Linked DNA regions of Homo sapiens: all the other regions are linked to region 1. A link is a contact called in ENCODE Hi-C or POLR2A ChIA-PET data. All regions are on one chromosome and are shown on one strand. The core of a region is the stretch at or near the end of the contact, and the rest is flanking DNA. Distances in the headings are between cores, read along the strand shown.

Region 1 (2,514 bases), core at 12-2,511:
ACTCTCGGTCACTTAGACGTGATTTCCTTTAAGCCTTTCTTCTTAGGCCAGAGGAAGAGGTTGGTAAAGAATTCTCTAGGATTGGTAGAATTCTTTGTATCCTCAATACCTAACACAAAAAAGTCTGTTTTATGTTGCAATAGTTGAGGCTGACATGAAGAAATGAGGCAGACAGGTGGTGATATTTTAGACACAGGACAAATAAAAACAGCTGCTATGAATCTACCCACCACATGGGCACCACCTGAAACAGCTGTATGAAACAACAAAACTCACTTGAAATAACGGAGACTGGAGACCCTGCCACCGTTAGGGCTGGGTACCTCCAGCTAGCCCCTTATTTAGATCCAGAGACCCTTTTTATTATAAGCCATTCCCCTCTCGACAGTTTCCAGCTTGCTTTCCCCATTCCTGTTTCTTCACTAAACGGACCTTCCTCTCACTAGTCACCATGGTACCACCTGGCCATTGGCAGAGCTCTCGGACACATTTCTTGGGTGGGAGGCTCCCGCAACCCTAACCCGCTATAGGTCCGGCGCTCATCTCTTAGAAACTGACCTGACCCCCCATGAAGCAGCACTCCCTTCTCGCGTCACTGGATAAGCATTCTTGGCGCCAACTCGAACCCCAGAGTAATCCCTGTACGCCTCCACCCATCCCCGGGACCAGCCCCTCTGGGCCTCCCCGAGGCCCAAACCCCAGTTTCCTGAAGACCCAGTCATATCCAGCCCAGATAATGAGAAGGTGGCACTGCAGCTGCTCACCACGGCGGCGGTGGTGAGGACGCAGGCAGTGGTGTAGGCGCGGCTGACCGGTGGGATCTGCAGGTACTCCAGCCGCAAGCTCTGGTACGCCATCTTCCCCACCGTCGCCTGCCCCACCCCCCACCCACCCCATTTCCCCTTCCGCCAGCAGGCCCCGGCGGCGGGGCGGGCCCAAAGGCCCCCCGCCCACTTTAGTTTTCCCGCGACTGCCCAATCAACGCCAAGCAACCGCAATCCGTAGAGACCTAAGGAACGCACATCCGCCAATCACGAGTTGCGTCGCCACCGCCCCCCCCCAGCGCCCCATCTCCCCACCCTCTCTTCTCCACCAGCCAACGTCCGGGAAAAACGAGTAAGTACAGGTTCCTTCTGCCAATCCCCGCCGGCCACAGCTAACTTTCCCGCCCGGCCCCTTTCTGTCATAATTGAGGTGTCCACAACCAGCCAATCAGGAACGCGAGAGTATCCCGCGTTTGCTTTCGCTCGCCGAGGCGCGTATCAGTCGGAATTTTGGGGAGCCAACCGCGCCGTCTGTCCCTGGCAAGCCAGCGGCGGTTTAAAGGAGGTGGCGGGAAGCCTGTGTGTGCTTCAAATCGTCACCCTCATGGTCGCTCCGGTAAGTGCTGCGGGGCAGCATTTTCTCTGAGGAGGAGCGGGGACGGGCGAGACTGGCATAAGCGTCTTCGCGAGGGAGCAAGGCGGCCTGTGGGTCGGCCTCACCCCGGCCTCCGACCTGAAGATCCCAGCATGCAGCGCGGGCGCGGGGCCCGACGGAAGCCGGGAGCCGGCCGGAAGCAGTTCCTGCGCTCTGGCTTCTGGGTCCTGTCCTGCGCGATCGCGGGGTCTTAGACAGCTCAACTCGCCGAGATGACCTGGGCACCTCTGCGTTGAATCGGCAAATACTGATCAAGCCGCATTTATTCTGCTCTCAGGAACTCTAAGTCTAGCAGAGAAGATGAGGCGGTAGAAGTTCATCAGTCAGTGCCCGAAGAGAGGTCCTAATGGGAATTCGAAGAAAGGAGTTAATCAAGGAAGTGTATTTTTTTGTTGTTGTTTGAGATGGCGCCCACCTGTAATCCCAGCTACTTGGGAGGCTGAGCTAAGAGGATCACTTGAACTTAGGAGGCAGAGGTTGTAGCGAGCCGAGATCATACCACTGTACTCCAGCCTGGGCGAAAGAGTGACACTTTGTCTCAAACAACAACAACAACAAGAAAATTAGCCAGGCATGGTGGCCTGCACCTGTTGTCCCGGCTACTTGGGAGACTGAGGTGGGAGGATTGCTTGGGCGCGGGAGGTTGAGGCTGCAGTGATCTGTGATCGTGCCACTGCATTCCAGCCTGGGCGACAGAGCGACAACATGTCTCAAAAGAAAAAAAGAAAAACAGAAAGAAATCCTACCTTACATATACAGCCAAACAGTTATAACCACTCCATATTTAACCATTACAAACGTAAATTTTTATTTTATTTTATTTTTTGAGACAGAGTCTCGCTCTGTTGCCCAGGCTGGGGTGCAGTGGCACAATCTCGGCTCACCGCAACCTTCGCCTCTCGGGTTCCAGTGATTCTCCTGCCTCAGCCTCCCGAGTAGCTGGGATTGCAAGTATCCACCATCACGCCTGGGTAATTTTTGTATTTCTAGGAGAGATAGGGTTTCGCCATGTTGGCCAGGCTGGTCTCGAACTCCTGACCTCAGGTGATTCGTCCATCCGGCCTCCTAAAGTGCTGAGATTACAGGCATGAGCTA
Region 2 (2,514 bases), core at 9-2,508, 1.8 Mb after region 1:
CCCAGACACACACAGGCACACGCATCCAACGCTACTTCACGGCCGGGACAGACCCGGGAGCTCTAACCCGGACGCGGCCCCCACCTGCCCCCCCCCCCCCGCCCATACCGCGCTCCCCACAATTTCGCCGTCCCTCCGCCCCCATCCGGGGCTTTGGCCCCTCCCCGTCTCCAGCTTTTCGGGCTCCCCACCGGGCCCCCCGGCCCTGTTCCTAGCCCTCTCCGGCCGCCGCCCCCCCCTCCGCCCCCGTACTCACCACCCAGTTACTAGGCTATGGACCCCTCAACTCTGGCCCCTTCCCCCCAACCAGCCACTCTCTCTCTCTCTCCACAGCAGCCACCGCTGCTGCCGCCGATGCCCCCCTCACCCTCAGCAACTCCCAGGCTCTTAACCCTCGCGGACCAACCCTACCCCCCCGCCCGACAAGTCGCCGGTCTTAACCCCCCCCACCCCGCCCCACCACCCCCTACAACTACCCAGCTCGCCTCGCTTCCTGGCTCGCTCTCTCCACAACTACCCCCCGGTACAGGTCCGTCTGCCGTAGACAATACCCAGACCCCCTCTTCTCCCCACAACTACCTGCCCACCTCTCCGACAATCACCGGGCATTCTCCGGCGGCAACTACTCGGAGCTCCGGTACCACCGCCACAAACTACCCCACCTCGGCGAACTACCGGGCCCCTCACTCAGCCTCTTCTACGTCCTCCCTCCTGAGCAACTCTCCGGCCACTGGATTCCCCTAACCTTCCAGTTCCAGGGCCCCAATCTGCCGGTGGCCCTTTCGGGCCCTAACCCCCGAGGCTCCGGGTTTCAAGCTCCTATCCCCCGCACCCCCACACCGTCTGATCTCCAACTACCCCAGCCCAGTTTCCCACTCCTCTTTCTCCAAGGTCTCTCAACTCGTCGCTCTCCCACCTCCAGGGCCAGCCTCCCGACCCCCTCCCCGAACTCCCCCGCTGGGCTCCGGGGCTCGACCTCCAAGTTTGCCAATTGATTCCTCGCCCGCCCCCCGCCGGCTCAGCGCTCTGCACCGGTCGAGAGCTCACCTTCGGGACTGGGCTCCGCCATGGCTTCCAGCATCGCCCCCTCCCCTCCTCCCGGTCCGGCGCCCCCCTCCCCGGAGCCGGGGATCCCGGTGCCGCCTCTAGTGCTCGATGCTCCCACTGCTTCGCTCCACAGAAGTGTCCGCCTCAGCCCGGTTGAGACTCGAGTCCGCTAGCCGCTGCCGCCACCTCCCTCTACCACTGCCTCCCGCACTCCCGGACCGGGCCCCCTCCCCCCGCGCCGCCGGCCGCCTGCTCCCTCCTCCTCCTCCTCCACCTCCTCTCTCCTCCCTCCCTCCTCTTCTCTCCCTCCTCCCCCCGCCGGCGCCGAGGCGCAGTGCACCAAGGGTTTTGTAGTCCGTCCGGGAACAGCGGAAAAGGGACCGCATGAACCTCCGGAACTTTGATTCCCAGAAAGCCACAGGCTGGCGCAGGCGCACCAAGCCGCTCCCCTCCCCCGGGGAGCGGCGGGGAGACCAGGAGCCGGAGGGGAGAGCGGAAGTGCGCGCGCAGGCCCCTGGGAGATGTAGGCTGGGCGGGACCAAGAAAGAAGAGGAAGAAGGGATTAGAACTCTCGGCCACCATACTGCCTCGTTCTGCAGCTTCTTTCTCCCCAGGAGGACCGCCCCACTTCCGGCCTGCCGGAGAAATGATTGCTGGGAGTTGAAGTATTCCTGGCGATAATGGCTCCCGCTCCCAGTCTTCTCCCTCCCTGATTCCACTCTGCCGGATCCCACACACCGGCAAAAGTCTAGCCAAGTGACATGCAACTGAGAACAGCCGTTTTACTAGCTTGCACACATGAAAATATCTTAGTTAGAATGTTCTAGCAAATGTGGATGTTCACCTAAAGCAGGTACTTCGGAACTTTCTCCACAGGAACCCACAGTAAAAAAAAATTTTTTTTTACATGAGCATTTTTAACATTTAGTTTCACATGCGTGTTATAAAACTAAAGTTTCAAGAAATAATCCTCAGTATTCCATTCCATCACAACAAAAGCACCCTCTTTTTGCAGACAGGGAAAAGCCCAACATGAACAGAATAAACCAAAATATACTTCTATCCCTCCAGCTTGTACCCAGTACTCTTCTTTCCCCACCACTGAAACCCACTGACACCTTGGAAAGACTTAAAATCAGCGGGACGAGGGGAGCAACACAAGGCAAAATTCAGTTCAGCTTGGTGGTTTCCTCTTTATTGATGTGCCTCCTACCTTCCCCCCACAATTTCAGTCCCTTCCAACTACCCCCAAAAAAGAAGGTAGTGAAAGGAAGGGATTGCTGGGGTTCTGAGCCCCTTGGGCAGTCAGAAAGGGAACAGAAACCAAAACAATCACTGGATGTGACACAGACTGACAATCAAGAAGTCTACAGCAGGATGGGAAAGGCGGGCAGAGAAAGGGGAAGAAAGGAGAAAGGAGAGTTACAAGATGCCAACTCCACCATTACCCCTCCTAAGAGAGGCTGG
Region 3 (2,514 bases), core at 10-2,509, 1.3 Mb before region 1:
GTATTCACAGGAAACCTGGTATTTGCCTATCAGTTTCGGATCCTATGAAGGTTTAAATGAGTCTAATATATGGTTCTTTAAGGATCTACAAACCAGTATGTATTTTAGAAAAGCTAGTTTTTGCATGAGGAGGATAGGTTTTAGAATGTGAGCCTTTCCAGCATGTTACTACTGTCTTTCCACACTTATTCGGCGCCCACACTGAATTGGGAAGGTGCTGTGTAAAAACCTGGACAGGACAATACAAAAAATGGTTCTCAGCGCCACTCCTCCTATCCTTACATCTCTTTTCTCTCCAAACTGTTCGAGAATCTGATAGAAGATCTCCAGAGTAGCGTCAATCAACTGCACAAAGGTCTGCATTACAACATACAGAGAGAGACATATGGGCTTGTCCAGCTCTTCAGAGCAAGGACGGCCTGATGCAGACTTTCCAGACCTCTAACATAGGTTAAAGAGAAACGAAGCAAACGCCTGGTGAAAAGCTGGAAACACCTCATATGGGTCCCCGCCTGGCCTCTCCAAAGCAAATGCCCACCTCTTCCTTCAGTCCCCTGGGGGCGACCGCCCTGCCCCATCCCCGCAGTCGCCTGCCGGCCCTGACCTCCTCGAACTGCTCGCTAGAGCAGCCGGCGCCGCGAGCCTCCAGCAGCTCCCGGAACTGCTCCAGAGTGACAGACTCTTCGCCGCGGCCCAGCCGCTCTTCCAGCCAGCGAAACAACGCGCCGCGATGCCTCGACACCAGCGACTCGCAGGGGGGTGTGGGCAGCAACGCTGCAGCAGCCTCTCGCAGCCTGGCCGGCTCCAGCAGCGCCGCGGCGGGTGGTAGCGCTGGAGCCGCGACGCCCGGGCCGGGGGTCGTGCCCGAGACCGCGGCCCAGTCCTGGTGTGGGCCCCAGCCCTCGCCACCGGCAGCTGCCGCTTCGTCTTCACTGCTGTGACTCGGAGCGTTCCCCATGGGGTCTCCGTCTTGGGCGCCTGGCTCTGCAGCCGCCGCCGCCGCCTCCCCGCCTCGACCTGTCAACCTCCGACAGCAGCTGGCGGGCGGGGACGCGGAGGAGACGACGGCGGCCCCTGCGGCTTCCGGCTTCCTGGCCGTCAAGCGACGACCGCTGTCGCAAAGGCGCCGTCACGTAGATAGGCGGCCTCTACCAACTCACGACAGCTAGGCGGGGAGCGCCGCCTCAAAGGGTGCAACCTTGATTTCCCAGAGGACGAGTCTGTCTCAGTATCTACGTCATTCCGTAGCCTCCGCTGCCGCCATCTTTGTTGGGGCTGACAACCTGCAAGCCAAGAAGTACGAGAAGGGCCAGGCGCGGTGGCTCACGCCTGTAATCCCAGCACTTTGGGAGGCCGAGACGGGTGGATCACCTGAGGTCAGGAGTTCGAGACCAGCCTGACCAACGTGGTGAAACCCTGTCTCTACTAAATACAAAATATTAGCCGGACGTGGGGGCGCGTGCCTGTAATCCCAGCTACTTGGGAGGCTGAGGCAGGAGAATCGCTTGAACCCGGGAGGCGGAGGTTGCAGTGAGCCGAGATTCCGCCAGTGCACTCCAGCCTGGACAACAAGAGCTAAAACTCTGTCTCAGAAAAAAAAAAAAAAAGTACCTGGAAAAAGTCGCAGACAGCGAGCTTTTCGCCAGTGCCAGGAATACAGATAAAACGAGAGAGACTAAGGGAGGGAGCGCGAGCACTAGCGCGCGAGAGAGAGAGCGAGAGCGCGCGCGCCGATGACGTCACGCTCGGCGTCTCGGCCATCTTAGCTGTAGATAGAGGCGGCAACCTCGGAAGTGCGGAGCGGGTGGGCCTATATAGATGTTGAGGTGCGGAGGCCGTGGGCTTTTGTTGGGCCTGGCTGTAGCCGCAGCAGCGGTAATGGCAGCACGGCTTATGGGCTGGTGGGGTCCCCGCGCTGGCTTTCGCCTTTTCATACCGGAGGAGCTGTCTCGCTACCGCGGCGGCCCAGGGGACCCGGGCCTGTACTTGGCGTTGCTCGGCCGTGTCTACGATGTGTCCTCCGGCCGGAGGCACTACGAGCCTGGGTCCCACTATAGCGGCTTCGCAGGTATCAGCGAGGCTGCTCACGCCTTTCTCTCCGCTGGCGCGAGCCAGTAGCCACCTGCGCGTCGTTCGTTGGTTCATTATTCATCTATTTCCCCCCCCATCCCCACCCCACATCCATCAAACCCGTGCGGTGGGCGGGACGAGCTGCATGCACTATCCTTCTAGGCTCTCTGGCTCTGGCGGGACTGTGGGCCAGCTCTGTCATCCACCACCGCCCTGCGTGACTTACATTGGAGAAACATGTCTTCTGTCTCTTGTTACCCATTACCCAGCGTCGGAAGCCCTAGGATACGGGCTGTGTGCCGGACTTTTGTGGGGGCTCTTAGGGCACAGATAAACGAGATCCCGCCCCGCCCCTACCCTCACAGTTTCCTTAATAATTCCAACCATCTCTTCATTATGCCCTGGTCCCAAATAATCTTTCTTCCCCCCACCCCTAAGCATAGT
Region 4 (2,514 bases), core at 8-2,507, 1.1 Mb before region 1:
CGCAAACGGCCGGAGGCCGGGACAATGGGGGAGGGGGGCCGCAGGCTCCTCGGGGAGGCCGACCCGGCCGCCGCCCCGGGCCAGAGCCTGCGGGCGCAGCTCCGGGGTTTGCAGGCCTGCGCAGCAGCCGGAATCGCGGCGAGCACAAAGCCCGGAGCCGGCCAGCGAGCGGCTCTCCCCGCGGCCCGCTCCTACCCTCCCCCAGCCGGGCGGCGCAGCCGGAGCCCGTGCCAGGCGGAGGCAGGCGAGGCGGCGATCCGCACTCCGCCAGGGTCTCCGGCACCCTCGCGCCCGCGTGGAGGCCGCCGAGGCCAGCGCTTTTGTTGTCGGCCCCAACTCCGCGGACCCAGCGCCGCCCGGGGAGAAGTTTTGTGCGCCTCACCTATCCCGCCAGGGCCGGTCCCTTCCGCCCGCCCTCAGACACCGAGCCGGGGACTCGCAGCCGCACTGGGTCCGGACGCTCCAGCCGGCCCCGAAGGTCCGGCGGCCCCGGCAGCACCTGAACCCGGGACCCGCCCCTCCAAGCTGGCGGCCCCGGCCTGGGGACCCGCACACAGCCCCTCCCCCGCAACGTCCTACAGAACGGTGGGGGAGGGGACCTCCTCCTCTCCGACCCCCCGGGCGCCAGGCCCAGTCCCTGGGCCGGAGCTGGGTCGCGTCCCCGCCCCCAGTGCCCTCCAAGAGCCGGGCGAGAACGGCTGGGCCCGGCCGGGACCGGAGCCTCGAGGTCCCCACCCTCGCAGGCCCGGGCCCCTTCGGCAGTACGGCCGCTGGCCCGGGAGGAGAAGAGGGACTGGGCTGCGGCTGTCCGCGATCGCGGCCGGGCCCGGCGCCCCGCCGCCCGCCTGCTCACCTGCCAGCTGTCTTCGCAGTAGCAGTGCCGACTGCAGCTCCGTCATCCTCCCTGCCGAGGGCCCGGGCTGGCGCCGGGGCTTCCGAAGGGCTGGGGACAGGCTCTGGGGGCGGCTGGAGCGGGGTGTGCCGAGGAACCCGGGCCCCGCGACCGGAGCGCCGGAGCCGAGGAAGGCCGGGCTGAGGCGGCGGGAGCGGCGCCTCGCTGCCGGTGCGAGTCCGCTCGCTTCAGCTCTTTTCACAGCGACTCACGCCCGGAAGGGGAGGGTGCCCGGGCTGCCGCGGCGCGCACTGGGACTTCGCTCGCCCGCTTCCCTCCTTCAACCCGCCCGTCGGCCCCACCGGTGCCTTCCCCCGCCACTGCCTCACTGCGCGCAGGGCCGCTCGGCGCAGGCGCGCTGAGACTGCCGACTTGGGAAGCGTCCCGCCCGCTAGCCCGACCCCTCGGCCTCCCGCCCCGCCCCCGGCGGCGGAACCCCGCCCCTTGAGCGCAGTTGTCCCGTCCGCCGCCATTTTGGGAAGGTCGACGCCCGGCTGCCAGCCCAAGCCTCCGCTGGTAGACGCCCCGCGGACGCCATGACAAAGAGGTCGCAGAGGGTCAAATACAGCCTCTGGATTGAAGCAGTGGATATAGGAGCGAAGAGGCCAGAAGAAGTGGTAGATGTCTAGTCCTTGGCGAGCGCCCAAAAGCCATCTAACACTGCCACATGGTGTGCGAAGTAGGAATTGTTAGAAAGCCGAAGTTAGTACTGGTGTGCCCCATTTTAACCAAACATCAAAATAGAGGCAATATATGATGATAACTCACTTTACATGAAGAGTGCACAAAAAAAGCCACCGCGTCCGGCCCTATTATTATTGAGCCACCGAGACCGGCCCTGTTATTATTATCATTTATGGACGGCAATTCTCTCTGTCGCCCAGGCTGGAGTGCAGTGATCATAGCTCACTGCAGCTTGGAACTCCTGGGCTTAAGGGATCCTCCCATCTGAGTCTCCTTAGTATCTGGGATTACAGGTACACACCACCATGCCCTGCTATTTTTTTATTTGCTTTATAGAGATCGGGGGGTTTGACGGGGCGCGGTGGCTCATGCTTGTAATCCCAGCACTTTGAGAGGCCGAGGTGGGCAGATCACCTGAGGTCACGAGTTCGAGACCATCCTGGCCAACATGGTGAAACCTGGTCTCTACTAAAAATACAAAAATTAGCCCAGCCTGGTGGCAGGCGCCTGTACTCCCAGCTACCAGGGAGGCTGAGAAAGGAGAATTGCTTGAACCTAGGAGGCAGAGATTGCAGTGAGCCGAGATGGTGCCACTGCACTCCAGCATGGCCGACAGAGAGAGACTCCGTCTCACAAAAAAAAAAAAAAAGGAGGGGGGGGCCAGAGGTCTCTCTGTGTTGCCCAGGCTGGTCTCAAACTCCTGGGTTCAAGCAGTCCTTCCAACTCGGCCTCCCAAAGTGTTAGCATTACAAGTGTGAACCACTGCCCCCTATCAAATAGACCAAAGGGACCATTTTGATATTTCACTTTACCAAATCAAGGAAATTTACTTCTATTCCTAGTTTCTTTCTTTTTTATTTTATTTATTTATTTATTTATTTTTTGAGACAGCCTTGTTCTGTCGCCCAGGCTGGAGTGCAGTGGCGTGATCTTGGCCC

What was found. Hi-C counts contacts between places; a loop is a spot of excess contacts on that map. ChIA-PET counts read pairs that join two places held with the same protein, here RNA polymerase II (POLR2A). Pooled maps may share reads with other maps.
Region 2: a pooled map shows a loop between it and region 1 (7-fold over the local background). The contact joins the promoter of PHF23 here to the promoter of MIS12 in region 1. A Hi-C loop is called at or near these places in 1 of 37 single-sample maps with no recorded cell type and 7 of 50 pooled maps. POLR2A ChIA-PET finds 5 or more read pairs at or near these places in 1 of 52 experiments (activated CD4-positive, alpha-beta T cell).
Region 3: a map of CD8-positive, alpha-beta T cell shows a loop between it and region 1 (18-fold over the local background). The contact joins the promoter of CYB5D2 here to the promoter of MIS12 in region 1. A Hi-C loop is called at or near these places in 1 of 168 maps with a recorded cell type or tissue (CD8-positive, alpha-beta T cell) and 11 of 50 pooled maps. POLR2A ChIA-PET finds 5 or more read pairs at or near these places in 1 of 52 experiments (CD4-positive, alpha-beta T cell).
Region 4: a map of CD8-positive, alpha-beta T cell shows a loop between it and region 1 (29-fold over the local background). The contact joins the promoter of UBE2G1 here to the promoter of MIS12 in region 1. A Hi-C loop is called at or near these places in 2 of 168 maps with a recorded cell type or tissue (CD8-positive, alpha-beta T cell and naive thymus-derived CD4-positive, alpha-beta T cell) and 8 of 50 pooled maps.

The regions. Positions count from the first base shown.
Region 1 is chr17:5,485,305-5,487,818 of GRCh38, forward strand. MIS12 (MIS12 kinetochore complex component) reads left to right here and starts at 1,262. Exons shown (of 3, transcript NM_001258217.2): 1 at 1,262-1,380. DERL2 (derlin 2) reads right to left here and starts at 874. Exons shown (of 7, transcript NM_016041.5): 1 at 765-874. The coding sequence starts at 857. RefSeq lists enhancers at 532-711, 752-811, 1,432-1,531, 1,772-1,881 and silencers at 982-1,141, 1,091-1,258.
Region 2 is chr17:7,238,199-7,240,712 of GRCh38, forward strand. It overlaps PHF23 (PHD finger protein 23), which reads right to left and starts at 1,259. Exons shown (of 5, transcript NM_024297.3): 1 at 1,048-1,259. The coding sequence starts at 1,081. GABARAP (GABA type A receptor-associated protein) reads right to left here. Exons shown (of 4, transcript NM_007278.2): 4 at 1,810-2,514. RefSeq lists silencers at 1-6, 1,157-1,336, 1,387-1,526 and enhancers at 860-1,509, 1,637-1,726.
Region 3 is chr17:4,141,938-4,144,451 of GRCh38, forward strand. CYB5D2 (cytochrome b5 domain containing 2) reads left to right here and starts at 1,260. Exons shown (of 4, transcript NM_144611.4): 1 at 1,260-2,068. The coding sequence starts at 1,819. It overlaps ZZEF1 (zinc finger ZZ-type and EF-hand domain containing 1), which reads right to left and starts at 1,093. Exons shown (of 55, transcript NM_015113.4): 1 at 605-1,093. The coding sequence starts at 958. RefSeq lists a silencer at 819-988 and enhancers at 854-1,405, 1,069-1,378, 1,406-1,958, 1,529-2,108.
Region 4 is chr17:4,365,418-4,367,931 of GRCh38, forward strand. UBE2G1 (ubiquitin conjugating enzyme E2 G1) reads right to left here and starts at 1,258. Exons shown (of 6, transcript NM_003342.5): 1 at 854-1,258. The coding sequence starts at 899. RefSeq lists silencers at 1-678, 729-1,428 and enhancers at 591-1,277, 1,097-1,391.